7 separate regions of the Mus musculus genome follow, and regions 2, 3, 4, 5, 6 and 7 are each linked to region 1. The links are chromatin loops, found by intact Hi-C in ENCODE. Cell type or tissue: left cerebral cortex. All regions are shown on one strand.

The links. Hi-C counts contacts between places; a loop is a spot of excess contacts. Peaks named below come from ENCODE experiments on the same cell type or tissue, not always from the same donor. Only the 100,000 strongest peaks of a DNase experiment are listed, where the experiment ranks them.
Region 2: it touches region 1 in a loop (4-fold over the local background); 11 of 42 quality-filtered maps call a loop at or near these places.
Region 3: it touches region 1 in a loop (5-fold over the local background); 35 of 42 quality-filtered maps call a loop at or near these places.
Region 4: it touches region 1 in a loop (5-fold over the local background); 35 of 42 quality-filtered maps call a loop at or near these places.
Region 5: it touches region 1 in a loop (2.8-fold over the local background); 4 of 42 quality-filtered maps call a loop at or near these places.
Region 6: a loop joins it to region 1, with 10 times the contacts of the local background. A loop is called at or near these places in 30 of 42 quality-filtered maps.
Region 7: it touches region 1 in a loop (4-fold over the local background); 14 of 42 quality-filtered maps call a loop at or near these places.

What each region holds. Positions count from the first base shown.
Region 1 is chr6:89,551,549-89,555,548 of GRCm38, reverse strand. All of the region lies in intron 4 of Chchd6 (coiled-coil-helix-coiled-coil-helix domain containing 6), which reads left to right. Among named protein-coding and RNA genes, the nearest start is that of Chchd6, 42 kb to the left of the region's middle. In left cerebral cortex, CTCF peaks have their summits at 2,055 (motif pointing right) and 2,867; DNase peaks (open chromatin) are centred at 1,324, 2,051, 2,474, 2,743 and 1 more place; H3K27ac peaks cover 2,346 bases.
Region 2 is chr6:89,238,679-89,242,678 of GRCm38, reverse strand. No RefSeq gene overlaps it. Among named protein-coding and RNA genes, the nearest start is that of Gm839, 24 kb to the right of the region's middle. RefSeq lists an enhancer at 1-1,334. In left cerebral cortex, a CTCF peak has its summit at 2,265; DNase peaks (open chromatin) are centred at 2,349, 3,024 and 3,553; H3K27ac peaks cover 971 bases.
Region 3 is chr6:88,926,217-88,930,216 of GRCm38, reverse strand. No RefSeq gene overlaps it. Among named protein-coding and RNA genes, the nearest start is that of Gm36268, 11 kb to the right of the region's middle. In left cerebral cortex, a CTCF peak has its summit at 2,489 (motif pointing left); DNase peaks (open chromatin) are centred at 2,479 and 3,189; H3K27ac peaks cover 752 bases.
Region 4 is chr6:88,934,105-88,938,104 of GRCm38, reverse strand. No RefSeq gene overlaps it. Among named protein-coding and RNA genes, the nearest start is that of Gm36354, 3.8 kb to the left of the region's middle. In left cerebral cortex, CTCF peaks have their summits at 1,967 and 2,169 (motif pointing left); DNase peaks (open chromatin) are centred at 754, 1,704, 2,173 and 3,125; H3K27ac peaks cover 884 bases.
Region 5 is chr6:89,044,331-89,048,330 of GRCm38, reverse strand. No RefSeq gene overlaps it. Among named protein-coding and RNA genes, the nearest start is that of Gm36639, 22 kb to the right of the region's middle. In left cerebral cortex, CTCF peaks have their summits at 223 and 1,644 (motif pointing left); DNase peaks (open chromatin) are centred at 489, 1,692 and 2,450; H3K27ac peaks cover 1,044 bases.
Region 6 is chr6:89,361,132-89,365,131 of GRCm38, reverse strand. Plxna1 (plexin A1) reads left to right here and starts at 2,519. Exons shown (of 32, transcript NM_008881.2): 1 at 2,519-2,725. Gm40415 reads right to left here and starts at 3,777. Exons shown (of 2, transcript XM_017321867.2): 1 at 3,734-3,777; 2 at 2,541-3,547. The coding sequence starts at 3,388. The coding sequence ends at 2,954. In left cerebral cortex, CTCF peaks have their summits at 2,164, 2,365 and 3,788; DNase peaks (open chromatin) are centred at 1,213, 2,058, 2,559 and 3,352; H3K4me3 peaks cover 2,267 bases; H3K27ac peaks cover 1,490 bases.
Region 7 is chr6:88,978,686-88,982,685 of GRCm38, reverse strand. It overlaps Gm36505 (a long non-coding RNA gene), which reads right to left and starts at 3,952. Exons shown (of 3, transcript XR_003956462.1): 1 at 3,814-3,952. In left cerebral cortex, a CTCF peak has its summit at 2,345; a DNase peak (open chromatin) is centred at 2,349.

The DNA.
Region 1 (4,000 bases):
AGGTACCTTGCCTTCAAGTGACCTGGGTTGGATCCTGGACCTAGTCGCTTCCTCCTCCCCAGAGCCCCATTCTTTATACTTAGTACCCTTTCTGAAGACGATAGCCTTTCCTAAGCAGCCCTTCTAGGTTCCTCCCTCCTCTTCCTGTCCCTTTATCACGGAGGGTGGTGGAGGTGCGGTGGTAAAGCTGTGATCTCACTTCTCAGACAGTTTGGCTTCTACTTCCATGAATGCCTCCTCAGATGTCTCTATGATCTTTCCAACAAATCTGTCCATTGAGTTTCACTGTCCTCACATGGATTTCTGTTATTTCCTCTGCTGCAGCTGTCTATCTGGGCTTTGTTGTCTTAGTGTGTTGGACATGCATTATTGACATAGAACCTGCTCTGCTGTGGCCTAGACTCCCCTTGGAAAAGCAGACATCAAACAAGCAAACACTCTTGAGCTACAAACTGAGCTAAGAGAGATGCTAGTGAGGTGGACAATGCTTAGTGAGAGTAGCAATAAGGACCTAATGTAGGTTGAGGTGTGCAAGAGGCTTCTCTGAGAAACTGACACTTGGACCAAGCCTGAGGGTCAGTAGGACTTAGACTGAGGGAGGAGGGGGAGAGGTCTGAGGATGAGGAGCGGCAGCACTGCAGTCAAGGTCAGAGGAGGAGAACTCGTTGACAAGCCTGGGGTCATAAGCTGAGAAAGCTGTGACTTAAAAGGGGCAAGCAAGGGAGTCCTCAAGTCACAAGATTTCTCAAGCAGAGGGGACAGTCAGGGTTGGAGATAGGAGGGAGCTTATGGTAGGTCTTTATCAAGGTGGAGGAGGGCTCAGAGTGGAGGAGGCAAGATCAGTGGGAGGCTCACCACCATCCCAGGGAAAGTTGTGATGATCAGACAGGACACTGATTGTCTTGGAGGACTGAGTAGATAGGCAGGATATTGACTGGGAGCCCAGCAGCACAGTGAGTGACACAAGTAGAAAGACCCAGCACCCTTTTCCATAGCTCGGTGGTCTGGGCTCGTAGGGTTTCCAGCCTCAGCATGTGTGGCTTCCAGGTGGTTGCTCCAGCTCTCCCTGATGGGGAGGGGGGCCTGGTGAGATCACGGCCAGTTTAAAAGCAAGAACAGAACTGAGCACACCATTTCTAGACATGTCCTGTTGGCTGGACGGTCCTGTGGCCTCTCTCAGCTATAAGCTGTTTAGGAATTGTGTCTAACTGTCGTCAAGCTGAAGCTCTGTCACAGTGGAGGAGGGAGGCATGGCTGTTGGGGACAGATGGAAATTCTCACTCTCTGCTGTTGCCTCCTCACTGCCCCACCCTCAGTGACTCCCACATTCATCTTGTTCTGAACTCTGTGTGGCTTCTGTTCTCTAGGAGCCATTAGGAACTGTGCTGGCCACGGTGACGAATACTTGAGAGATACAGTTGAAAGGGAGGTACCGCTTGCTTGGGCTCATGGTTTCAGAACTCTCTGCTCATAGCTGGCTATATTTCTGGCAGTGAGGAGGCAGGTGGAAGGACATGGCAAAGCTAAGTTGCTCATCTCATCCTGGCTAGGAAGCAAAGGGAGGCAGAGGGGCCCCGGACATTGACGTATACTAGGTCTGTGCAACCCTTTACCAGACATACTCGATCTGGGTTCCTATCTTCCTCTCGGGAGCACCTCTTGTGTCCACAGTGAGCCACTTCCTATGGCCATGGAAAGTATTTTCTAAGAAGTTCATGTCCTGAAATCTCTGGAAGGAGCAGCATAGAAGGGCATTTGGAATTGGTGTGCCTACTCCATGAATTTCCTTTCCTGTACTGCCATAGGGCAGGTGTGAGCAGGGAAGCTGCTGTCTGCTCTTGGGAAAAGTTGGGAAGGAGGACAGACTCATAAACTGACTTCTTTCTGCTTTTCACTCTGACTCCTGGGTAACTGTTTTCTCAAAAGTTTGGCTTATTGCACAGCTTGGGAGAATCCCACTGAATCTTGGGAATGAGGTCACACTGCTGTACATCCACCCCCAACCTCTCTCGGGTCTGGCCCCTCTCTGTCGTGCTTATTGAGCAGAGTCCACTAGGTGGCAGTCCTGGGCCACTTGTTGGTGGGGACGATTGAAATGCTGCAAAAGACCCAGTGGGATGGAGAGCAAGGGTCCTCTTGCCCAAATGCCTTTTAGTGGGTCTGTAACTGCTGATTCTAGAGACACTGAACCTGGTTAGGAAGCCAGAGATGCCTTTTCTTCTGGCAGACTCTCCACCTCTCTCCTAGCCTTTGATTTTGCTAACTCTACTCTCCTGTTGTGGCTGCCCTAGGCTTGCTGCAGTTCAAGAGACCAAGTGGTGCCCCTGAGAATCAGAGAAGGAGATCTTCCAGCCCCTGTAATGCACTGGCTGGAGGATGGGCTCCCTCTTCTTGCTGTGGTTTGCTTCTTTCCGAGGATGTTGCTGGTGGCAGCTTGGCTTGAGTCCAGAGCAATAGAGGCACAGTTGGGCTTAGATGGGGGGGCAGGGTGAGAAATGCTGAGGTTTGAGGAGGGATGGTCTGGGTCATTCCCTTATCAACCATAGGTTACTGTTTTCTCAGGCTGTGTAGTCCAGGCTGCTCATAGCCTAATGCCTCAAATTAGGGTGGGATTAAGGGTGGCTCTGTGGACTTTGTCCTCAGACAGATGGTTAGGAGACAGAGGGTTCCTTGCACCATCTTCTCTAAGAGCTGGTGACATCCTTCAAGCGCCTTTTCTTGGCGTCTTTGCACAAAACAAGCAGATTCTGACTTTCTTGTAGGCGGATGGACTGCCAGTTTTGGCAGCAAGGGAGATTTTTTTTTCAAGGCCCGGAGAAGACATGGAGGGAACTCAGCTAACCTAGCGGTGACTTGAACTGTGGTGAATAGCCATTAGGTTAAAGGATCCTAATGCTGGCTCCCAGTACAGCCACTGCTGCTCATTTCTCTGAAGAAGCCAGGGTCTAGTGGCAAGAGTCCTATTCTTCTGTGTCCTTCTGGAGAGTCTCCAGGAGGATGACATGGCAAGATCATCTGTGACATTCCTATGAGCATGCTGTAGCTGGCCTGCATGCCTACCATAGCTCTGGCTTGCCCTGAATTGGTTGCTGCCAACTCCACAGCAGGGTGGGGTCTCATGTAAATATGGAAGGTCTCTGTAGGGATGTCTTTCTCAGAGAGCTGGTCCTAGCCATATTCTTCTCGGTTTCTTGGCAGCCACTCCAAGACACTGATCAGCTGCCCCCACCTGTTTTGGCCTTAATGCCTTTGTTGCTTCCTAGTAGTTGCTCAGAGCCTTCATGACTGTCCTTTAGGTAGTAGTGGGTGAAAAGAGAGCTCTGGGTTTTGTCCTCCTGTCTTGCAAGCTCTTGTACTACAGTGGTCTCAAGGGCACAGCATACATACATTCCCAGCTCACTGAAAGTTGGTGTTACTCACAAGGTGCTTGCCATAGTGACTGTCATTCCTCAGGGTTAGGGAGGAAGGACTCTGCTGCTTAGCCTTTATGGGGGAGAATACCGCCTTGAAAGTGGTGTGGCTATGTAAGTTCCAGGTGGAAGAGAAGCACATTCCTTTGTCCACAGCAGTGCTGATACCCCCAACGTTCTGTGTACAGTTTCTAGAATACAGGTAGAAAAAGGAAGGGACTTAATATGCATATCAGTCCATAAATCATCCTAGCAATTAGAGTTCTGGTTCGTTGTGTTACAGAGTCGCCAAAGAAGAAGTAGAACTCCCTCTCTAGGGGAAGATGCCTAAAGCTAGCCATGGTTCAGCTCTCAGGACTGTATACTTCTGTGCTTGCCTGGACACTCCCTCATGGCAAAGCTGTTGCTAAGGTGCTGAGACTTAGCAAACTGGGGAGAGAGGAGGTAAAGTTATCCAGGAACATTCTTCCTGATGTTTCCTTCCAAAGCAGACTGTTTAACTGCTCCACTGCAAAGTGAAAAGCATGTGTGCTACCTCTAATTGGTTTACAAAGAGATTGATTTCTGCCTGTGTGATGCTGCCAGGAGCC
Region 2 (4,000 bases), 310 kb after region 1:
TACCCTGGCTGGGGTAGTCTCTATCTTGGATTGGTCTTGATGGAGTATCTAGCTCCTTCTCTTGAGCCAGCCTCAGCCCAGGCTGGGAGCAGGGCGCAGCCTGGGGATGGGGGAGGGGAGAGGTGTGGAGCTGTCCACCCAGCCGTGCTGAAAATGCTGATATTGCAGTCTCCAGGGGCATCAGTCACTAGCTAACCCTGCAGTTTCTGACCCTCTGCATGTTTTGAACTTTCAAACGTGCCCTTTACCTTCCCGAGAACCTTTCCCAAGCCCGGCAGTGCACCTCCTGGTGGCCTTGGAGCATAAGAAGGGAGGGTACTGTAGCTATTCCCTGTTCCCTGGAGAGAATGGTCTTCTGCAAACAAGACCTTGGGAAGACAAGGCTGTAATTACAGCAATCATTTCCAGGCTGATGGCAGGTGTGGGAGGAGATGAGGGGAGGGAGCTCACTGCAGGTTGGGTGGGGTCAGCACACAGGCCATTAGGACCAGGCTGGCCATTCACACAACAAGGTTCAGATGGCTAGACCTGCCCTTACACACCCACATACTACTCATGGCCTGAAGAGTAATGGGGACCAGACAGATGGGATCCAGCTCCTGGGTGGGGGCTGCTGGCCCACTTGTTGTGTAAGATATCTCCTTATTATCTGGGAATTCTGGGACATGCAGGATTTCAGGCCAAGCTTCAGCCCGCCCCTCCCTAGCTCTGTGGCTGTTGGCTTATCCCTCGGAGCATGCTTCTCTATTAGTTTTATACCCCGAGTTTCTCAGGGTGAGTGAGGTGCCAGGCTCAGAGCAGAGGCTCCATAGATATAAAAACGAGTCTTTACAACCCTAACTCGTATGTGGGTTGTTTTGTTTTGTTTTGTTTTGTATGAGAATGTCTCCTATAGATTCATGTACTTGAATGCTTGGTTCCCAGTTGGTGGAACTGTTTGAAAGGGATTGGGAGGTGTGGCTTTTTGGAGATGTGTCAGCTACTCCAGTGCCACATCTCACATCTGCCTGCTTGCTCCTATGTGCCCTACCATGGACTCATCCTTTAAAACTATAAGCCAACACCTAATAAACGCTCCTTCTATAAGTTGCCATGGTCATGGTGTCTTATCACAGCAGTAGAAGGGTAACTAAGACACTCATATGATTCACTAAAACTAAAAAAAAAAAAAAAATAATGTATACTATGCCCACATAAAACCGCTAAATTTCTTACCATTGGAGGACTTGTGAGCTCCTGACTACCCTTCATGCTCACTTTCCCCATCTTTCATTGGAGTGCCTTAACTCTTGCTGCTATGGAAACAACCTAATGCCAATGGGCTCTGCTCTCTCCTGTACTCACACAACCCTTGCCCCTCGTCGAAGGCAGAAAACCCTTCCCCCCCCCTTTTCTTAGTTCTCCCCATCTCTATGGATCTTTACCATCATTTCTTGCTCTTTGAGTTCTAATCACACAAAGGAAGCAATCAACCTCGTTTGGGGCTATGTGCAGCATGGGTCAGCCACCCTGCAGAAATCATGAGGAGCAAGAGACTATGTGTCAACAATTTTTGGAAAAGAGGTCTTTTCTGGGCAGAGGTCAGGTAGGGTGGATGAGTGGGGGTGTGTGAAGACAAGGAACAGCGTCATTCAAGGGGGATTAGGGTATTTATTGGGTGAAAGCCGGAGGCAATGGAAGGAACAGGTTTCCATGTGGAAGCTGTGCCTTAGCAATTGCTGATTAGACAGATGGACTGAGATAAGGAGAGCGTTCTTTCTTAGTCATATTCTTTGATACCAGGAGCTTTACTATCGCCAGAGAGAAGAAGGCTCTCTTCAGTGTAGCCAGAGTTTAGAAACAACACACAGGGCCACAGCTTTCCTACATAGACCACCTCATCTACACTCTTACACCCAGCACTTCCTCCACTGGGTTCCTGGATTCCCACCACCTGAATAACCCAGTGTCCGAAATCATCAGGCAGAGATGGCCCCTGTTCTACTAGCCCCTTGCCCATCCCTGCTCATCCCCTCCCTGTCCTTTCTGCAGGTGCCACAGCCCTGCATATCCACATGCCCCACCCCCTACCTACCTGGTGCAGCCCTGTCCTTCTTTTGTGGCCCTAATGCTGTGAAGGAAAAGTGGGGCACGGCCATCTTTCCTTCAGTGGCAGTCCTCTGACCTGTGGCTCTCACCACACCTGAATAATAATGACAGCATATCGTGAAATGCTCACAGTTTTGAAGACACCCGAGGGTGCTTGTCAACCTCCTTCCTTGCCAGCCAGCCACCTCCTGTGGTTAGAGGAAGAAAGGCAGAGGAAGCCCACGCTGGGGTAGCAGTGACAGTCCACACCTCCCCTCCTGCTGGTACCTCCCCATTTCTTCTGGAAGGAGAGTGTTCCTATAGCAACCCAGTGAATAACAAACAGTAGCCACTCCTTTTCTCCAACAGGTGGATCCAGCTAGAATGGATGATGGATAAACAAGGGATGAAGAGGTTTGCTTTAGCCATAGCTACATCTGAAAGCAATCCAGGAAAAAAAAAAAATCACACGTGCTCAACTTTCTCCTAGCTCCTTACAGTGACTACTGGCTTTCTCTCAGGAATCTGTCTTATTGTTTGCTTGATGGACATTTCTGTTTCTCCTATGATACTCCCACACATATGCTCTTAGGTGCCAGTGTGGGCAGTCCTGGGTGATCTTTCCCTACCCCCCACGTAGAGCTGTGTACAGTCCTGCATCATCTTTCTCTACCCCCACATAGAGCCATGTACAGTTCCAAGTGATCTTTCTCTCCCCCCACGTAGAGCTCAATGGTCTCCTGGCTGATGATTTAACACTTGAGTGCTGTCATCAGGGGAGCTTGGTGGGCTCTGCTCCAGCTGCTGGGCACAGCTGCCTGGCTGGAGTTTCAGGGCCAGGTCTGACATGCCATGAGTGGCTTGCCAGATCCCAAGGAGGGCAGCCGAGGGCACAGCCAAGCCAGCAGGCCAGGCACCTCGGGTGGCGGGCAGCCAGGCCAGGCCAGAGCCGTTCCAGGCAGCCCACGGCCAGCTGCTTGTGGTTATATTTAGCCAGGGACAGCAGGACGCTGGGGCTCCCCAGGCCAAGGGACCATACGCTGCCTAAGTGGTCCTTGGCATTGGACATGTGAGATTGTTTTCCATTTTGAGGACATTATTTTAAAATGTTTCCATGAGGGGAAAGGGAAGAAGGGAAAGAAAGCTGATCTGGAAGAAGAGGTCTAAAAGAAATGCAGCAGCAACAACCGCAAATCCTTGTTTGCATTCCGACGGTTGCTGCCGCTGCTGAACTAACTCCAAAGAGATCACTGGAGACATCTGGGAATTCGCACACAGGCTGAGAATTAAACGATATTAAAGAATTATTAATTCTGTTGAGCGTGATGATACTGAGATTAGATGTCTTAAACTCCTTATCTGCCAGAGACACAAATTGAAATATTTATGATAAAATGGTCCGATGACGTATGAGGCTCACTTGCCACACGGATCGTGTGTACGGGAGTGTTGGGGGTGGAGGCACACCGGCTGTGGATGCTGCCTCCAAGCTGCGGCTGGCACACATTCGTTATTCCTGTCTCTCTACTTTTGTGTGGAGTTGACATTTTCCGTAATCAATGCTAAAAAGTGCTTCCACCCGTATATTCTCGCCTGAGGCTTTTTCTCCCTGCGTCCTTTTTGCCTTGCTTGCTCAGAGAGAATTCCCAGGGGTGGAATTACTGGAGCTGGGAGTTTCATGATTTCCTCCCCCACTCTGGACATGTGCTGGCAGGTCGGGCATCCACAGGACGATGAGGACTCTGTGCTGATCCTGGGGCACCCAGGGTCCCTGCACAGCAACAGAGCTGACACCCACTCAATTCTTCACACCATGAGGTCACTCAATATAAAACTGACATGGCATTCGGCACTTGACCCCCAGCTCCGGATGAAGGGTGAGGGCAGGGCACGTTCACTAGGCCCTAAGACCCTACAGGAGCTTTGGTTTGGA
Region 3 (4,000 bases), 630 kb after region 1:
GCACAGGAGGTCTCTGGCCAGCCAGAGAGAGGGCCGGGAACATTTGTTGAAGATGGGTGATAAGGCGAACCCAGCTGCAGACACAGCTAGGACCAGAGATGCTTGGACAATGATCAGAGGACCATGTGCCACAAAGCAGACAGGGCAGGGCTTGCACCAGGAAGTTGCTGGGTCCAAGAGACCTCTGACATCTGCTGGGGATGTGCACTATGCCCACTGAGGTAGCACAGGGAAAGAACCATCCTGCCATTCCCTCAAGATAACAGAGCTCCCTGCCGGTCTTCCTACCTGGATCCCACCCAATGACCTTCCTGCTAATCGTGAACCTGCCTTCTGTCCTCTGAGCCCTACTCCTACACCTTATGATAAGACCTCAGCAAACTGCCAGCCCTCTCTGAGTCTCCACAGAAGGCCTAAATTCAATCTGTTATTTGCAGAGTCAGGGACACAAGGCACAAGGAGCCAGTAGCCCTCGGAGGACTGTATCCTCGGCAGTAGCCCAGCCAAGCAGCTGATTTCACTGTCTTTAAACAAAGCTTCCAGATGGGGCACTGCTGTCTGTGGGTGCGCTAGCCGGCTGCTTCAATGATCCACTAATTGGGTCTCCAGGGAAGGGGCTGAGGAAAGGCAGCCCCTACCCTATCCATTGGTCCATCCATTTGTCCGTCCATTCACTGAGAGTTTACCATGTGTGTGAGGATGCTGGGGGCTGTTGCAGTTAATGGGGAGACAGTATTGCACAGATGAGCCAGCTGGCCCACCGTGCTTGCACAAAGAGCAGACCCCAAATCCCCTAGGACAGAAAGTTAAACAGGATTGATTGGTGGCGTAGAAGCATCCTGGGGTGAAATTTAAACTAAGACCTGGCAGGTAAGATGGGACCAGCAGACCTCCAAGGGAAGGGACAGGGGACTGTAGAGCAAGGCCAAGAACCAGCTTATGCTTAGGGGGTTAACTGCTTTGTTTGTGTTGGTGGGCATAGCCTGGAGGAGGGAAGACAGGATACTACCAGCAGGTGCCTGTGAATAGGTTCTCTAGGTCCTGAGCCCCAGGCACCAGGCCTAGGAAAGGTGTATCACAGGTAAATTGCTCCCCTGCTGGGCAGGGCTTTAATGACCATCAGTGTGTTCAGTGCTGGACTGGGAACCTAGGGACCAGGAACTGACTGGACCATACTGTTCAACCTGGTTGGACCCAGCCCAGAGACCCATTTTCTTCTACCTGAAAGTTTGGAAAAATCTGAATCTGTTGCCAGCTCTCACAAACGGGAAGACAGAGCTGGCCATAGGAGGTTTAGGCAGGATGGAAAGTTCAAATCCAGCATGAGCTACAAAATACGACTGCTGAATAAACCAAAGTCAAACGAAATAAAACTTTATGCAGATGAGTCACTTTCCAGTGTCTCTCACGCTGTCTGGCAGAGGTGGCCAGGCATCGTGCCAGGCCTTATCCCTCTCCTGGGTCCAGCCTCTCAGCTTGCCAGACTGGCATGTCCAAGAGCCCCTCTCTCAGCTGACAAGGGGCCCAGGAAACTGGGAAGCCTCCCACCCCTGGTTCCAAGACCATCTCCTCACATCCCTGCCTACAGACCTAGGAACAAAACCCTTTAGAATACAATTAAATTCAAAGGCCTCCACAGCCAGAGTCCATGGGTAGTCCATTCACAGTCCAAGGTGAACCTGAGGCACAGTGAGGCTCAGGATAGATAGCCCAACCAGACACACCAGGCAACTTATATGACATAAAGTAAAACACCTTTCCTAAACCCCGGAGCATATCCATTCCGCTGTGTGATTTTTGGGTGAATGGCTGACCTCTCTGAGGCTCCAAGTCTTCATCCTAAAGATGAATTCCTGGGAAAGGCTAGGCTCTTGGCAATGTCTTCAATGTCCACCTTCCTGGGTGTGCAGCCAAGCTGAGACCGGGAAAAGGTAGTGGAGTGGTGCCAGGTTCTAGCTCAAGGTGATAGGCAGCCAAAAGGTTGGAAGAGAGGATGCAGCAGTGGCTCCTAGCCCATCCATTCAGGCTACAAGATGCAGCAGGAGAAGAGGACCCAGGCTAGGAGGGGAGGAGCAATCTGGAAGGGAGGGGTGCACCAGTAGTATACAGCACAGGCTAGACCACAGCTGGGATGAGAGGGTGGGACAGGGACCAGAGAGGAGACATGAACTGGGGTTCCAGGAAGGGTATAGGAGGAGAGACAGGGTGAGGTAGACTGGGATCTAGGCAGGGAGCTTGGGCAGGAGGACACCATGAGACAATGGGGATACAGCTCCACAATATATCCCCACGGTGTCTGGGCTGAGCAGCTGAGTGTAGCCAGGTCCCAGGTCTGTCCTAGGAGATGGCTTGGAGGGTGGGGAGGGAGCAAGGGCCTCCCACTCCCTGCCCTCCCTCTCTCTTCTTCCTGCCTCCCCATCCCCTCTTCCTCTCTTCCTTTGCCTGTCTCCTTAGAGCCTGGAGCCACAGCACCCCCTGCTGTCCTCACACTGCATTGCGTCCTGAGACCACATTGCCATCTCTGGGTTATGTTTCCTAAGGTGTGTGGTGCTGTCTATGCAGCCAGAGATTCTGGACCTCAGAACCTCTATCTGGTACTGAAGGGCAAGGCCTGGGGTCCCCACTGGTGTGCCAGCCACTGTGGTGGGACAAGCAGAATGCAGGCACCCCAAGTCTCCAACCATGCTGGATTCCCACTAAGCCTCCCATCTTCTGCAGCTTCCTTTCAGAACCTGGAGAAGGTTCTGCCGGGCTTGGAAGAGGACAGCCCAGGAACGGGCTTCAGATTTAAAGTACACTTAAAGCAAAGGAAAAACAAAGTCACATGACAAATGGGAAATTGCAGCCCTTCACAAGCCGAATGAGAGGTCAGCACAGAGAACAGCCTCACAGGAGAAAAACAGTGGAGACTCGGAGCAGAAGGTCTGCAGGGGAACGAAAAAAAAAAGCCCAAATGGCCCTGAGCTGGACAAGGCTGTCTCTACAAATGATGAGTGAACCAGAGATCTGCAGGCTGCAGGCACCATTAGTCACCATCAGAAATGCAGTGTGCCCTCGGGTGTGCCTGCAGCATTGTGGAAACAACCCTCCTGAGCTGCCAACACCACCAAGGACGGACCCAGCACACAATGACGGGTCCTACAGACACAGGGTGTCTCTACAGTTACACCCTGGGAGCTAGGGCATTGTCTCCTTGGAACTGCTGACAACACCCTGCCCAGGAGCTGGTGTTACATAAGCTCTGCTATGTCACAGGAAGAGGGCCTCTGGCTGGGGAGGGCTGTGAGTACCCAGTGCAGCAGTATGCCCCAGACTGCACTGGGAAGCCTCTGGGCTGGCTGTCCAACCTTCACTGGACTACCTCTAAGAACAGGAGACTCACCCTGTTACAGGGAGGGGAAGCTAGAGCTGGAGGTCAGGACTCACACCCAGGGAGTAGACCCACCTCCCTGCTCCACAGTATCCTGGGAGTCCAGCCACCCTAGCCTTCAGCAAACGCCATGAAGACCCATGGCCAGGAGTCTGGGGATGTCCACTACTGTGCTGAATAACACTGGCAGTTCCCTTTCCACTCTGAGTCAATGCAGGTAACCTGTCCTCCTTCAAAGAGGACTATCCCAGCACACACAGACAAGACCAGCCTCCTCTAACTCTTCCTGGACTCCGTAGTTTAGTCCTAACATTTGGTTTTGCCTAAACTGGCATTCTGGGTATGTTGGGAAGCAACTCTGCCTGTATCTTCTCTCCTTTATGGCCTTAGTCTCCACTGCCTCCCCAGCTAACAATAGCCTCTTTACATCACCCCCCCCCCTTCTCATCCAGGCTATTTATTTGCCTGTTATCTGTGATTTCTAGTAGAACACAGCCCAGAGGACAGGGGCCCTGTCTATTCTATACACCACCAGAGCCTAGAGCACTGACTGGCACATAGTAGGTATTTAGTAAATGTCTGCATGAATGAGCAACTGCAGATTGGGAGCAGCAGGCTGGAAGAGGGCTG
Region 4 (4,000 bases), 620 kb after region 1:
GATCAAAAGGACCCCCCACCCAGGGTAGGTACAATGGGACACCCAAGGAGAACCACATCCTCTCCCTAAGAATGCTCCCCACCCCATCCATCCCTACCTCCCACATCATCTAGAAGACTAGAGGCCATCTTCAGTCCAGAGCTAAACCAGGTTTTGTGCTTCACTTTATCTCCTTTGCTGGGGACACTGAAAATGCACCCCCCCCCTCGGCATTTGCTACACAGATCAGACTAGCCTCATACTAATAGATCTGCCTACCTGTCTCCCAAGTGCTGGAATTAAAGACATGCACCACGGTACCCAGCAAGTGACCCTAGGACTTTTACAGAGGAGACAGGCACATGTATCCCAAGAGACCCTGACCTGGATGCATTTGATAAGAAGAAACTGAAGTAGTGATGGGGGTCATCCAAAGGCTGAGGAAGAAATGTGAGTTAGGTGCTTTCCTCCTTGCCTTGAACAACTACCTGACAGGTAGCAGGTTAAGGAAGGGTGTATTGTGGCTCACAGTCTGAGGGTGCAGCCCATCACAGTGGGAAATCCTGGCAACAGGAACATGAAGCCCCTGCTTACAGTGCACCCACAGTTGGGAAGCGGAGAGATGACCCTCTGGGGCTCAGCTCATCCTCTCCTTTTAAGTGGGCCCTGGCACACAGGGCGGGCTCTCCCTCCCCAGCTGACCGCTGGGAATACCTCAACGACTGCTCTGAAGTGTGTTCCCATGGTGATCTAAATCCAGTCACAGGGAAGGAAGATTAACCATCACAGGGAGCCACAGTGGCTGCTGCCCAGGGACAGGATGCTCAGCAGGGAATTCAGTCCCTGGGAAGGCTTGTGAGCAGGGAGTGTCATGATTTCTCTTGGGGAGGCAGGTCTAGAAAGGAAACCTGGGTGTAGAAGACCACAACCTTGCAACAGGCTGAACCAGGGATGGCCTTGGAGACTAAAAAAGGAACAGATGTACAATTTGGCAGGAATAAGACCAGGTCCTAGGCATGGTGGGGTGTCTCCCATTCCAGGAATAAATCCAAGCGCCTGGCCCTCTCCTTAAGTGAGCATACCAGTTGACACAATAGTGCCAACAGCATGAAGCTAAGATCCATTGTCACCCTCAGAGGCCACAGGTGGCAGCTCTTGCCCTTTGACATGCACTGTGGTTTGTGCTCTGTAGGAGCAAGGGGAAGATGGGAGCCATAGACCAGTTAGGGACTGACATAGTTGAGCACTCAGAGCTTCCAGGGCAAGCCAGCACCCAGCATATGCAAAACACCTCTGCCTGCTCAGGTGTGATAGCCCATAGTGGCTCGAGACTCTCAATTCCCCATGTAGACCCAGCCACAGCAATTATACTACAAGAACATTCTAGAAACTTTACACCTACCACGGGGCATGAGAACAGAAATTTAGAACTTCTACTGTGTATCTCCCCCCCAAAAAAATAAATTGGCATATGAGAGCATACAAAAGTCCAATCTCCTCATCAGGCAACCCTGTCCCTTCACGGGGCCACGCGACAGATTCGAGCTGGCCTCTCCCAGGCTCATCCTCCTTCACATGGCCTGTAAGTGGATTTGTGGATTATCATCTCTGGATTTAATTAAACTAACCCTAACAAAATGCACAAGTGGCTTAAGAATTGTCGTCCTGTTCAGGAAGCAGGGCTGGAGATAAGGGAGACAAATGCTTAGTGAAAGATTCGGCATCAGCCCTGCGCTTCATGGGTCCCCTGTGCTTCATATACACGGATGCCGACGGACCTGAAGATCCTCCCCTCCCCCGGGGGACAGCGATGTTTTATATCCTTATGTGGGACAAACTAAGTAGTGAGAGGCATGCATGTTACCCTCCAAGGAACCCCTGGGCACACTTCTTCCCCAGGGCTGCCACAACTGCAGGTTTTTTGGGAGGTCAAACCATTATAGTGAGTTTGTATTGCAGCAGAGATGAAAGTGCAGTAAAAAATGTTAAGCATCTTGGGCTTTTAAACTATTTTGGAAATAGTTGTGAGCTTATTACTGAAGAATCTCTCCCTCTCTGTCCTCTCTCTCTCTCTCTCTCTCTCTCTCTCTCTCTCTCTCTCTCTCTCCCTCTCCCCCCCCCCAAAGTTCAATCCTTGAAAAGCCCTCCCCTAGCTCCCCCTAGTGGCAACGTGTCACATAACCAAGGTGCGCTGAAATAGATAAGAAATGGATACTGCTAGGTGATGTAGTAGTGTTGACGGTGTCATGAATGCCTGAGCGGACACAAGAGGAATCTGCTTCACCCCAGTGGTTTCTCAAAGCCCACAAGTCAGTGCAGAAATGAGATACCACCACCAAGTCACCAAACTCAAGGAGTTCCCTAAAGAAACCAGCAGTCCTCTTTCAAAATCAGAGGTGTGATAGGCAAGGAAAGACTGAAGAACAGTGCCTGGCAGGTCAGCGGAGACCTGGGCATCACCATTCCTGTTGAGCTACCCCAGCTTGCTCCTTGCCTCACCCATGGACACCAATGAGAACCTCAAAGCCTCAGCTGACTGTGTTGTGCCTCAGGCAATATAGGAGCCTGGCTTATTCCCCAGAAATCAGAAGAACACAGGTGGAAAACAGAGTATCTCATCACCCGTGAACAGGGATGCTGTGGCTTGGTTCTAGACTCCAGAACAGTGCAGACCTTTAATTTACGATGAGGTTGTTTCTGCCAGCTGTCAAACAAGCTGGAGTTTGACTTGTAACTAAGCTAAAGGCAAGCTTGGGTCAAGAGACAAGACAGAGGCCTGTCTGGATGGCCTGGACCACAGAGTCTGAAAAGCCTGGTGCAGTCAGCATAAGGCTCTGAGGTCTCTGTAGTGCCCATGGCTGGGGCAGGAGGCAAGCTAGGGCAGCTAAGCAGGAATGGGGATGTCCAAGTGATAAGGGAGGAGGGAGACAGATGAGCATCAGTGAGCCCTATGAGGAGACAGTTGGCTATGAGAGCATCTCTCCCCTGGAGAGCAAAAGTTAGGCCTCAGAGGGGCTCTCTTGGGAGACAATATCTGTCACGGGGCACAGATCCACCTCCTCAGGAGGTTGGCTCAGAGGACTGTGCATACACTCCCACGGGAGCTAACACAGCAGGGACGGGAGCCAGGGGCCCCGCTTGAATCATCAGCATGTTCTGAGCCTCCTGCTTCCTGTTTAATGAATGAAGGAGACAGACTGGGGGAGGTGGGGACACTGACTGGATGCAGCCCAAGCCTTAGTCCCTTTCTCCACAGCACAGGCTCCTCCAAGTCTCTGATAGAGATGGGTTAAGTGTTAAGATGGGATAAGATGAGTTAAGCAGTGGTACTCTGGTCCTGGGCTCCCGGTCCACCCGCTCCCTGCTGGGTCCGGCTCCAGGTTAATAATGTCAGTGGCCCAGATCCGGTGGGGACCAGCAGGAGAAGGGCTCTACTATAGTTACCTCTGCTGTGAGCCACTCCTGACTTCCCAGCATTAAACAGCTTCCTCTGAGCTCAGCTCTGAGGGACAGCACTTCACACAGAGCCCAGCAGGGTAGCTCACCTCCACAGGTCTGAAGCTGGGGGAGAAAAGGGGGGGGGGTAGGAAAGCTGAGGGCTGATGGTGACTGCAGCCACTAAGGATTAAGAGTCACTTGGAGCTTCTTTGTCACAAGCATCACTGAGGGCTGGGCTAGGATGCAAGTTGTGTGGCTGGCTACATGTGACCTTTCTGCACGGCCTGGAGTTAGAGTGTGCGGTAGGTTCCCGCCGGGCTGCTACAAAGAAGGCAAAATCTGACTCCCACCTCTAAGCAGCATTCTGTCCAAGTTGTGGGAATCAGAAAGGTTGGCCCAGATCCAAATATGAGGCTAACCCCTGACAGGGGCAGGAAGCCATTGCCATGGATCCTGTGCACTGGTGCATGTTCTGACCCACTTTAGGAAATGCCTCTTTCTGCAGGGTTCTTCTGGCCCTGTGTCTATACCCAGGTTCACATAAGGATCTTCCTTCTGGCTCTGGATCGCCTCTGTAGCCACC
Region 5 (4,000 bases), 510 kb after region 1:
ATGTGCGCTCTGCTTGGCACCGGCTGGGTCTCCCTCTGGTCTGCTCCACTCTCGTTTATTCTCAGTCACCCCAAGTCTCCTCTGAATCCCCTGGGATGCTCCCATCTCACCTCAGGCCCACCACAGCCAGGGTCACAATTGTCACGGAGCACTGGAGAAAGAAGAGGAAGCCTGGCTGGGAGAGCAAGCTGCTCCTCTCTGCCCCTGGGGTCTGTGAGGAGTGACTGCAGGCAAACCTCTGCTGTGGCTCCAGGAAACCAAGCAGACAGGGGATTAGCCTCAACAAAACTCAGAGCCTTGGCAGTTAAATTCAAATCAAATATAGTTTTTGATGTTAATTCAAGGAGTCTAGGCAAAAGAGCTGAGGGATTTGCTTCTGGAAATTGTATCAGGAGATGAAGGAATTGTAACTGCTGTGAGTCACAAGAAGAGAGTGATTTGGGGATCAGGAAGAATCCACTCAGAGCAGCTTCCCTCTCCCGTGGTGTAGGTAGCACCAATCTCTGCTGCCATGGTGACAGGCTGGCACCAAATGCCAGTGTAGAGAGGAGGCAGCCCTCCTCCCCTCAAAGTGCAGTTACTGGGCCTCCAGAAGCAAGAGCCAGTCACAATGACTGGACAAACAAATGAGGCAGGAGCCCACATCCCACGCAACACAGCATCCAAAGGTGCTCTGTGGACATCTGAAACCTTCAGGAACTGAAGCATGGCTGTCTAAGTGCACAGTCCCCTGCCTCAACTTCCCTCCACTCTAGTTTTTTTAAATGATGGCTTCAAATAGCAAACGTTGATTGAGTGGCATTGGGTCAGGGGTCAGGCACTCAGGAAGGGTGAGTCAATGATCTGGAGCCCTGGATGCTGGAGTAGCTGGTGGCTGAGATGACTAACCAGACATCTGTGTTAGTCAGCTCTCCATCTCTGTGACAAAGTACCCGAGGCTCATGGCTTTTATAGGTTTCTGTCTACAATCCACTGGCTCCATTGCCTTTGTGCCTATGGTGAGGCAAGCTTGTCATAGCAGGTGCTGGTGGCAGAAGAGGCCGTTCACCTCAATGCTGAAGAAAGGCAGAAAGAAAGGGCAGGGTCCCGCTATCCCCCTCAGCTGTGGCAAGGCTGTGTTCTAATCATTGAAAAGTCCCCTTCCCCAACCCAAAGAAAATAGGTAAAACTGAGCAGCAGACCAAGGAGGAGGAGGCAGGGGTGTGCTGTCTGATGGTAGAAACAACTGCCTAGAGCAATGCTTTCCAGAACATTCCATCACTCAACCATGCCTAACATCTCTCCTGTCCATTGCAAAAGTGGCTACCAACTAAACCTTTGGAATACAGCAAGGGACAGCTCGTCAACGCCACTTCGTTTTTACAGAGCATAGAGACAGCTACGATTGGCTAACAGCTTCAACGGCCACCATGATGGGCCCAAAACAGTGGCTGGAAGGGACATTCTTAAAGTGCTTGCTGTGAGCATGAGGACCTGGGTTTAATCCCCAAGACCCACAAGAAAACCAATGTGAGGCTGGAAAGACAGCTCAGCGATTAAGAGTACTTGACTGTTCTTTCAGAGGAGCTAGATTTGGCTCTCAGCCCCTACATGGTGGTTCATAATCACCTGTAACTCCAGTTCCAGAGGATCCAATGCCCTCTTCTGGCCAATGTGGGCACTGCACACACACACCATGCAACATACATACAAGCAGGCAAATACTCATACACATAGAATAAAGCAAATCTTTAAATAAAAGACAATCTATCAAAAGCAATGCTTTACATAAAATATAAAAATCTAAGACAGTAGAGAAGGGAGGGGCTCGTTCTCACCAGCAGCAGAGAATTAAAAAGTGTCCAGAAAAAGAAAACAAGCTAAGACAGCGAAATGCCTCATTTGAGCAGAGCTTTGGAGCTCAACGAAGAGGCACAGAGTGGGGGAAGATGGTGAAGAGTCCAACCAACCCAGAGCTGCAGGAAGATGCAAAGATGTCAATCTGCCAATCAAAATCCAAACTGAATTTTTGATTAAAAAAATTTAAAAAGAGAACTTGACAAAAGTATTTGAAATGTGAACAGATTCATCAACGAGAAAGAGTGGAGGGGCCAGAAATTGGTCCATGAACATCAGTGTTTAATAGCTGGTAAAGATGGCAAGAAACCTGGGAGAAATGATGGATTGTTTAACAAGTGGTGTAGGGAGAGATTCGGGGAAAATAAAGCTAAATCTCTCTTGTACTTAAAAAAAAAAAATCCCAAAGCATTAAAATTCAAATGTCAGAAATGAATCTAAAAATGTAATAGAAGAAAACGTGGGTGATTTTTTTTTTAATCTTGGTGTGAAAAAAGTCTTTCTAAGCATGACATAAAACCCAGAAGCCAGAATGGGAAAGACTGACAGATTTGACTAAGTCTGAGGCTCAGGTCAGCAAATACCCATCTAAAGAGATAAAAGACACTGGAGACGCAGCCTGACTCAAAGATCAACTTCCCCAAACAGGAAAACAATAGCAACAATTAGGAGCCATGGAGGAAGGAAGTCACAATGCATTAGAAAGCCAGACAAGGGGAAGGGTCAGGAGATTTACTAGAGACAGGCCTGTGTCACATAAACAGGCACAGGAAGTGACCACTACCAATGGGTGCAAAAGCAAGCAGAGTGAAGACTATAACATTCCCCTCCCATGGCAAGAAAATCATTGAGAGTGCTCCCTGCCTCCAAGGAGCGGGCAGCGGTGGCATGGAAACAGAGAAGGGGCTCCTGTGAGCTGCTGGTGACAACTGTCTTGTCACTTTCATAGCTTTCGCCTGGCAGTTTTGCATCTAGAATTGGGTTATCTTCCAATCCCAGTTCTCAAAGCTCATTGTGAAAAGCAGGGTGGCATGACACCCTCCCTTATAATACATTTGTACACACACAACCAAAGGTTAGATGGCGGCAACTGGGTGACCCACTGAGGCCTGTGAGCCTGCAGAAGGCAAGGACATACTGGTGATGAGGCTGTTTGGGGCAGTGTGCAACTCACTGTCAGGAGAAGGGTGAGCACCCCTGCATCACCACCGCCCCCTCTTCCGTATTACCCTGCTCTTGGGAGCCACTCCCGCCCAGGTGGCTTGAATGAGAACTATCTCCCCATACTCTTACATGTGTGAACACTTGGGGGAAATTATGGGACCTTTGGAGGGAGACCATTGTTGGAGGAAGCATGCCATTGCTGCCAGGCCTTGAGAGTTTAGAGCAGTGATTCTCAACCTGCAGGTCTTGATCCCTTTGGGGGTCAAACAACTCTTTCATGGGGGTCACCTAAGACCATGGGAAAACACAGATATGTGCATTACAGCTCATAACAGTAGCAAATTTAGAGTTGTGAAGTAGCAATGAAAATAATTTTCCAGTTGGGAGACACCACAGCATTAGGAAGGCTGAGATCCCCTGGTTTTGAGCCTCCTCCAACCTCCAGCTCCACCTGTCTGCTTCCTGTGTGTGGCTAATTATGTGATCTCTCAGATTCCTGCTCCCGTGGTCTGCTGTCTGAACTTTCCTGCTATTTTAGACTTTCTCTGGAACTGTAAGCCAAAATGAACTTTTCCATAAATCGCTTTGGTCATGATGTTTGATCACAGTGCTAGAAAGTAACTGATACACCAGCCTTCCCTCCTATTCTGTATTGTATAATCCTAGTCATCTCGTGGCAATCTTAGGGCTCATCAGTTCTGAGTACCCCAGATTTAAGATGTGCTTCCCCAGCCGGGCATGGTGGCACACGCCTTTAATCCCAGCACTCGGGAGGCAGAGGCAGGCGGATTTCTGAGTTTGGGGCCAGCCTGGTCTACAAAGTGAGTTCCAGGACAGCCAGGACTACACAGAGAAACCTTGTCTCGAAAAACAAAACAAAAAATGTGCTTCCCCATGCCCTGCCTCTGTTTTGTCCTGCCTGGTGCTAGCTGGCTTTAACACTAACAGATTCTTTGTCCCCTTCTTCCCCAACATCCTAGCATTGTCTTCTTAGTACCCT
Region 6 (4,000 bases), 190 kb after region 1:
TACCTGTACATGTGTGAATACCTGTGTGATGTGTGTACATGTGCATGCATATATATGTGGAGAGTTCTGAACAGGAGGCTCTCCACCAACTCTACTTTGACCCTTGAGTCATGGGTGGAAGCCAGAGACAAGAAAGGCCCACAACCTCCAGCTAGGAGGTGGCAGGAGGGAAGAGGGTGAAATGGGCTAGGAGGCTCTGATGAGGGAACAGGGGGAAGACTGAAATGGCCTGAGGCTTGAACCTGGGTCTGGGAGAAGTGGGTCCTCCAGCATGCCTGGGTTCTCCCTATGCCTTCCTCCTTATCCCTTACCCCTAATACGGGGCTGTCAGAGGGGAGGAAGAGCCAGCTGAGCCCATTTGTAGGAGGGTCTGTCACAGGTGCAGAAATGGCCCTGAAACTGTTCGCTGCTGGAGCATGTGAAGGGAGGGGCCTTAAGAACCTTATTAGGCCCCCTTGACCAGAACCTTGCTCCTGGGACTACTCCTCTCCTTTCCAGTTCCTGCAGGGAAGTGACCCCCAAGGGGGAAACGCAGAGGGAGGAGCCCTGGCAGCAGCAGTCACAGCAGCTGTGCTGACTCACTTCCTTTCTCTGCAATGTGGTCAAGCCAAAGCTGCAGGCCCAGGTTCAATTCCAGCTCTTCTATGGTCACAGGCTTTCTTCTTCTGCTGCTTCTCGGGACTCAATAAGACCACATAAAAAAGAGCTGAGACATCAGTGGAGGCACAGTGCAGCTGAGAGGGATCAGTGGAACTACTAACTGATCCAAAGCAATAGCCCCTAGCTGGATTTCCTCCAGAAAAAGGTTTTCGGAGGTCACCTATCCCCTCCTGTGGGATGGTAGCCGTGTTTGTGTAGATTCTTTGGCGTTCTTCATGTATTCTGGATACCTATCCGCTGTGTGTGGGTCACAAAACAGGAAGAGCCTTGAGCACCTGCCTAGCTGTACTTCAGAAGACAGGTTGGCAAAGGCAGGTGTGAGCAGAGGCAGTCAGCCTCTGAAGCTAAGGAGCAGAGGCAACTCAGGGAACAGCTGGACAGGCACAACCCCAGTCTGCCTGTAACCTCCCCAAAGCGTTGCAAGTGGATTACCAAATCTGTGAGGCAGGTAAGGCTGTGGACTGGAAAGCAGAGCCAACTATTGGAAGCAGACAGGTGTGCAACTAGGAAGCCCACAGTTTGAACTGCACCTCTGGGCCAGACTCCAGGCTCTGCCACCAACCAGCGAGGGAGCTTGGGCAGGTCACAGGGCCTGCGCAGTCTGTCTACCCGGTTTGTACAGCACAGCAGAGATTTGTACATTCAGTATGTAGTGCCTGTGGAGTCCGACGGTAAGTGTAACTGTGGAAGAAGGGTCTCACCGCCATTCAGAAGCAAAAAGAACCAGCACCAACTTTCAGCCTGGCAAAATCAAACCATTACCTTTCCCACTGTTGCTGACACTTCTCCATCACGTGGAGGGGTGGGGTTTCACTTGGGGGAAAACCAAGTTTGCATCGTCTGTTGAAGCTAAAGACCAAGGTCTAGAGCAGGGGGCTCCAGTCCAGTAGCAGAAGAGAGGGTTAACTATCCAGAATAGCCTGTGCCACACAGTGAGAGCAAAGACTGACCACAGGACCCTGCATTCCTATCAGAGAGGAAGGCGGGACACCATTTCTATAGCATCCTCAAACAAGCTACACAAAAGAATATGTCATTCAGGGAGACAAAATGTAAACGGTCACACCCAAAGAAAAACCAGGCAAGGATGAGCACAGGGAAAGAGGGTGATGACTGCTTGGGAGACGAGTACGGACAATGGTCCTTACCGAATGAGCTGCACTGGGTCCCCCAGGCTGTGCCCAGTCAGCCTTCGCCCCTCCCACGACCACCTTTTCTGACTGCTCTGTTCTGTTCTGCGCACAGCTGCCTGCTTTGGTCTGGATGCCTTGCACTGGGTGACCTTATTGAGAAAGGTTCTCTACCCGACCGAGACCTGGCGCAATCCAGCTCTGCAGGCCAGCCCCGCGCCCGCGATCGACCCGGCGAGGTCTCTATCCTGCTGGGGTAGTTCTAACACGCCCCGCTGCAGGACCGCGTACCGGACAGGACAGTCGTCCTCTGAGCTTAGGCATCCCGGCACGCGCCACCTCCTGGGGCCTGCGGGGTGCAGTGCCGGTCCCACCTAAGCGATCGTTGCGCAGGCAGAGATGAGCAATAGGACCAGGGCAAGTGCTTCCTCCGGACTCAGTTTACCCTTCCGTGCACGAAAGCTGTACTTCCAGCCTGTGCTCCTTAAAGAGTGCATCGACTCCTGGGACCACCCGGACCACCTCACCCACCCCCACCCCAGTCCAGAGTTTTAAGGCTGAGGTGGCCATCGCCCTTTGAAGGCAAGCGGTGGGGCCCGCCGCGCGCGCTCTCGCCGCGGGGCCGAGCGCCCCCTGCAGGCCATCGCGGGTCCCGCCCCGCCCCCGCCCCCGCCCCCGGCCCCGCCCCCCGGCTTCGGCCGGCGCATGCGCGCGGCACGGCGCTCCGCGGGGCGGCGAGAGCGAGGCCGGTCCGCAGCCGCGCGGAGCTCAGCGCCCCATTCATGCTGGGCAGCGGCGACGCAGCCACGCAGCGGAGCGGAGCCCGGGCGCGGCGGCCTCGGCCTGGGCGGCCTGCGCGGCGTGGGCGGCCCCGCAGAGGGGCGAGCGGCGGGGCGCAACGATGGCCAGCGGCGGGACGCGCCCGGGGTTGGCGGGTGAGTCGGGGCGCAACTTTCCCCGCGGGCGGCGGGAGGCTCGTCGCGGCCCGGGGTCCCGAGTGGCCGGGGGGCGCTGGCGGCGGCCAGGGGGGTGTGCGCGGGGACTGCGGCGCGCGTGTCCGCGGCTGGCGTGTCCTGCGGTTCCGGCCGGGCGCCCGCGTGTGTCCGGGCGCGGTCTCCGCTATGGGCTGCCGCGTCCCGGCGGGTCGCAGCACGTCCGGGGCCCTACGATCCGGGGGGGCGCAATGTCTGTGGCCGCAGTCGCGGTCCCTTCCTCCAGGCAGGAGAGAAAGTTTGCAGTGGCCCCGCGGGAAGGGCCCTGCGGGTGCCCATGTCGGCCCGTGTTGCGCCGGGTCGGACCGGGCCGCGGGTGGGGACGTGGGCCGCAGGCGAGCGCCGCGCTGGGCAGGCCCGGGCAGGGCCGCGGGATTCGGGGCAGGTCCCTGGCTGCGCCTCGGGCCGGCCTGAGGCAGTGGGGTGGAAGTTGCAAGGCTTCGTGGGGACCCCCGCCCCCTCCGGCTCCGGCGCGCGAGTGGGCGCCGCAGCCAGCCCAGGCCCGCAGGCCCTCCACCCGGCTGCAAGGGGCGGTGCGGTGCCACCGGAGAGGACGCCGGCTCGGGCCTCCTCGGCCTCCCCCTGCGCAGGGCCTCCACGGGTCATTCCTTCCCCGGAGGATTCCCCTCTTGCTTCCTGGACGGTCCCAGGCCTGGTGTACGGCGAGGACGGCGGCGGTGATGGGCTGACTCTGGCTGCTGTAGGGAAGGGCGAGTGTAGATTCCTGGGAGGCCCCCTCTGCCTGCAGAGATCCCAGGTGCTGCCCTGGAAGGATACAAGAGGGCTTCAGAGAGGCTACTAGGTGGCCGGAGCCCTCTCAGTCTCATCGGTGGGGTGCTGGGGCCACGCCCCTTGAAAGAAAGGGGTGTGTTGGGGGGGGATGGGAACGAACTGAGCCTCTGCCCCTCTGCCAGGCTCCTACCTCTGGCTCTGGCTCCTGGTGCTACCTACCTCTTCCAGCAGGTGCTGCGGGTCTTCAGTCCCATCAGGGTGGTGCTATCCTGTGCTTCTCCAGCCCTCCTAGAGCACCCCCAGTTTTCCAGCTCCATTGCTTGTTGGGGGTGAGCAGGAGGAGGTAGTGCTGCATTAGGCTGGCCAAGAGTCTGCTGGGTCGGGGAAGCACTCAGCCAGTGCCCTAGGCAGAGGTGCAAAACAGGGACTCTGCTTCAGGGCTAGGCTGTCAGGCAGAGGGGAGGTGGCAGCTTGGAGCCCACCGAA
Region 7 (4,000 bases), 570 kb after region 1:
GATAACCTGAAGCTAGTCTGGGTTGGGAAAGAGACTAACATAGGTCAGAGGTGAGCCTCCCCAGGTTAGGAATGAGATTTAGTGTGGGTCAGAAGTTAGGCTCAGCCTGGTTGGGAGCAGGGCTTAGGCTGGGTTGAGGGTAGAGCTCAGGTGTCTTTGGAGTCTTAGCTCAGGTTGGAGCTGGGGGAAAAAATGTCTGTTGCATTATACATGAATTTGTGGCCAAAAATCAGGGCAATGATCACCACTCTGTGATGCAGGTAATAAAACCTTCCTCTGCAGAGCTGTGGTGCAGGGGCCTTGCAGAGCCTAAAGCACTGTGCTGTGCTGTCCTGTTGTGACTGGGCCTCCTCTTCTGCCAGTCCTGCCCCACTGGGCTCAGAGCATCCTTCTCCCCTCGCCATTCTTGCCATTATGTCCCCTCTCCTCTCGACTACCTGTCAAGATTGGCATCTCTTTAATTATAACGTCTGTGTGTTTCTTTGGGAGCCATGTAATTCCTCCTGACAGCCACCTATTTGAAATCAAAGTCAAACACTCAGAACTTTGTTTAAGAGTTGAGTCTTGGGAAAAAAAATGCATTAATTGCCAAATGATGCTAATTTCATTCTTTGGGTCGTAAAAAGGGTTTCTTTCTTTCTTTCTTCCTTCCTTCCTTCCTTCCTTCCTTCCTTCCTTCCTTCCTTCCTTCCTTCCTTCCTTCTAAACCTTCTAAGGACAGTGGCTGATATCAAATGTCAGGGCCAGAAGCTCACCTCAGAGCTGATCCAGCCAGACCCCACCCTCGGATCTCAAATGGGGGAACTGGGCCCAGAGAGGTGAGGAAACCTGCCCCAGACTGCCCAGCCCTGGCAGCTGTGGGACTGCACTTGTGCAAGCGGCAGCTGGTGATCCAAGAACAAAAGCAAAGCTTCCTTCTGCAGTCAGCAGCCGAGCCAGCTGGACCGCAGCCGCCCTGCAGGGCTGCTGTGTTCGCTAGTGTTGCCTGCAGGGAGCCTTGTCTGGGACAAGGGGCCTGGGGAGACCCTCTTCTGAGGTTGGGGATCTGCCCCTCTGTAAGTAGTGACACAGGGGCACAGCCTCACTGAGCAGCCATATGTGCTGTCTCAGCTGCCAGGCCCAAGTACGGAGGGAACTGTAACTGTCAGGGAGGATGGAGCTGAGGAGCTAGCACCTGGACCAGGCCTGTGGGGGTGTGGTCGCCATTGAAAGCCAGTCGGAAGGTTCATTATCTGACCACAGTTCTTGCAAGGTGTCTTGATCACACTTGCAAGGTGTCTGATCCTACTCTGGCCAACAGGTTCAAGGTGGGCGTCACTTAAGAGTTGGCTGTGGGTGGAAAGGGGAATGTGAGTGGGGCCCTAACAATTCAGTAAAATGTATAAAAATGTAATCTGGGGCCAGCTACATGGTGCAAGGGGGAAAGGCAATTGCTGCTCAAGCCTAAATTTGATCCTTGGATTCTCATATGGTGGAAGGAGAAAACTGACTCCCTAAAATTTTCTTCTGACCTCTGCATTCCATATGTGCACTGTGATACACACACACACACACACACACACACACACACACACATACACACACACACACACACACACATAGCATGAAACTTTGAAATGTAATTTGGGGGCTATCTATAGGGCTTAATGAGTAAAGGTGCTTGCCACCAAGTTGGATGATCTGAGTTCAATCCCCAGAACCCATTTGGTGGAAGAAGAGAGCCAATTCCCACAAGCTGTTCTCTGACTCCTACATATGTCTGCATAGGTGCACACACATGCTAAATGAATGAACGGACGAATGAATGAATGAATAAATAAATAAATAAATACATAAATAAATGAATACCTAATGTAACTTGGGGTTGAGTATACAGTTCAATCGAGAACATTTGCCTGGGATGTGAGGGGCTCTGGGTTAGGTCCTCATCACAAAAAAAATTTCTTAGAATGTGAAGTTCTCTTGCACAGGGATAGAGGTCCCAAAATGTCTCAACTCCCTGATCCCGGTAGGCTCATACTAGCCACTCCATTCAAGGCTATTTATTGACCCTGAGCCCATGGACTAACTCCTTTTTGTACAGAAAGGGGAAGACAGAGGGATGATCCGGAGGCGGAGAGGACAGAGAAACCTAAAGACAAAAAGAGCTCCGAGTCTGAGAGGGAGGGGAAATGCATATAGCCAAGGCCACTAATGAGGCAGGACCAAGAAAAAGGACCAAGGTAACACTGGGGCAAGAACCAATTCTGAGCTGCTGTGTACCCAGCTTGGAGCCCAGGCAGTCCCACAGTACCCCAGCTTTTGTCCTGTGACTGGAATGAGTTCTCACGGGCCAGGAGCTCCCCCTGCCGCCTCTAAAGAGTCCATCAGCAGAGACATTCCACCATCAGGCCCCGGCCCTGGGTTGGGGGATGGGGAGGAATATATCATTGTGAGGCCCAGAGAAAGGACAGGAGGGACAGAATGGAACCTCAACCAACCACTGTGGTGTCGCCGCTGAAAAGCAGGCAGCTGGTCGGATTCCTCTGTGTGGCACGGTGCCTGGGCTGCACGAGTGTGTGTGTGTGTGTGTGTGTGTGTGTGTGTGTGTGTGTGTGTAGGGATAATCTGAGTTTCAGAGGGCCTCCCTGCCTGAGGCCTCCACCCTGGGAAGATGCCCCTATGTCCCAGCCCTACCCTGCAGTGTTCTATTGAGTGAAATGACTGGAGAAGATTGTGACAAAAGGTAGCTAGAAGCCAGTGTAGCTCCTGTGATGGGGAAAGGAAACCTGCCTCATGCGACCTTGCTGAGTTCTCCATTTTTTATTTTTTTAAGGATTCAGGATAGCTCAGGTTTGTTTCATGGAAATATTTCACAACTCAACAGCTCTTCAAAAAAAAATCAGTACAGTGTGTGTGTGTGTGTGTGTGTGTGTGTGTGTGTGTGTGTATCTAATCCACAGCTGTAATCTAGCAGGTTTGTAACCAGTAGCCCCTAACCCTCTTATCTACAGACCTGATATCTGTCTGGTTACTTTGTCTCCTCATCTACATTACATAGGTTCTCTGACAATGATACTATTTTCCAGTTAGGTGAAAAACTCACTGTCACACACCTAAAAAGCCAGATCACCCTAAAAGTAAAGCAAAGCTGGCGCTCGAGGCACAGTCCTGTCTACCTCCTGCTGCTGGACTCATGGGACAGCATTATCTGTAGCCGATGGCGACTGAGGTCTCTGATCTGAGGACGTAGAGGGTACCCTAAAAAAGCAGTTCTAGGGGAGTCTAAGGAGGGAACCTGGGGACCCAGCAAGGCCACACTGTGTGTCTCAGAACTGCTGAATAGAAGCAAAAATGGAGAGTAGGGTGGAGTGGGTGTGAGGGACAGGGGTCCATCCCAGAATTCAAAGCATGGAAGCATTTCTAATGTCTACAGCAAGACAACACACACACACACACACACACACACACTCCGCACAGAACAGAGACTTGGCCCTAGGGCAAACAGCAAACCGGAAACCACTGCTGTGGCTGATGCCTTTGTTTCTCCCTAGCTGCTTCCAGAAGGACCCAGCTGTGGAGCCTCCAGGCTCCAGAGGCTTGGAGAGGGGGAGAAAACAGGGGTGTGACAATACGGATCACAGATCACGAATGGCTACAGTCACAGGGCTCTGTAGTAGAAAAAGAAAAGTCCTAGGGTGGGGCAGGGCCTGGGACCAAGACAGATGAGGCAGGGCTAAGCAAAGAACTTGTGCTCTGTGAATATGAGGACCTGAGGTACCCAAATGCCCTGAAACACCCAGAACCCACAGGAAAAATTAAAAAGTAAAATACCTGGTATAGTCATGGGCCTATAACCTCAGTGCTGGAGAAGCCTGGACAAGGAGATCCCGGAGGGTTCCTGGCCAATGAAAAATCCTGTTGGGGAGTAGGCTTGAAAAGGTTAACAGACCCTAAGAAATTACACCAGGGATTGTCCTCTGACTTCCACAAGCATGTGCATGCATGTATATTCACATAT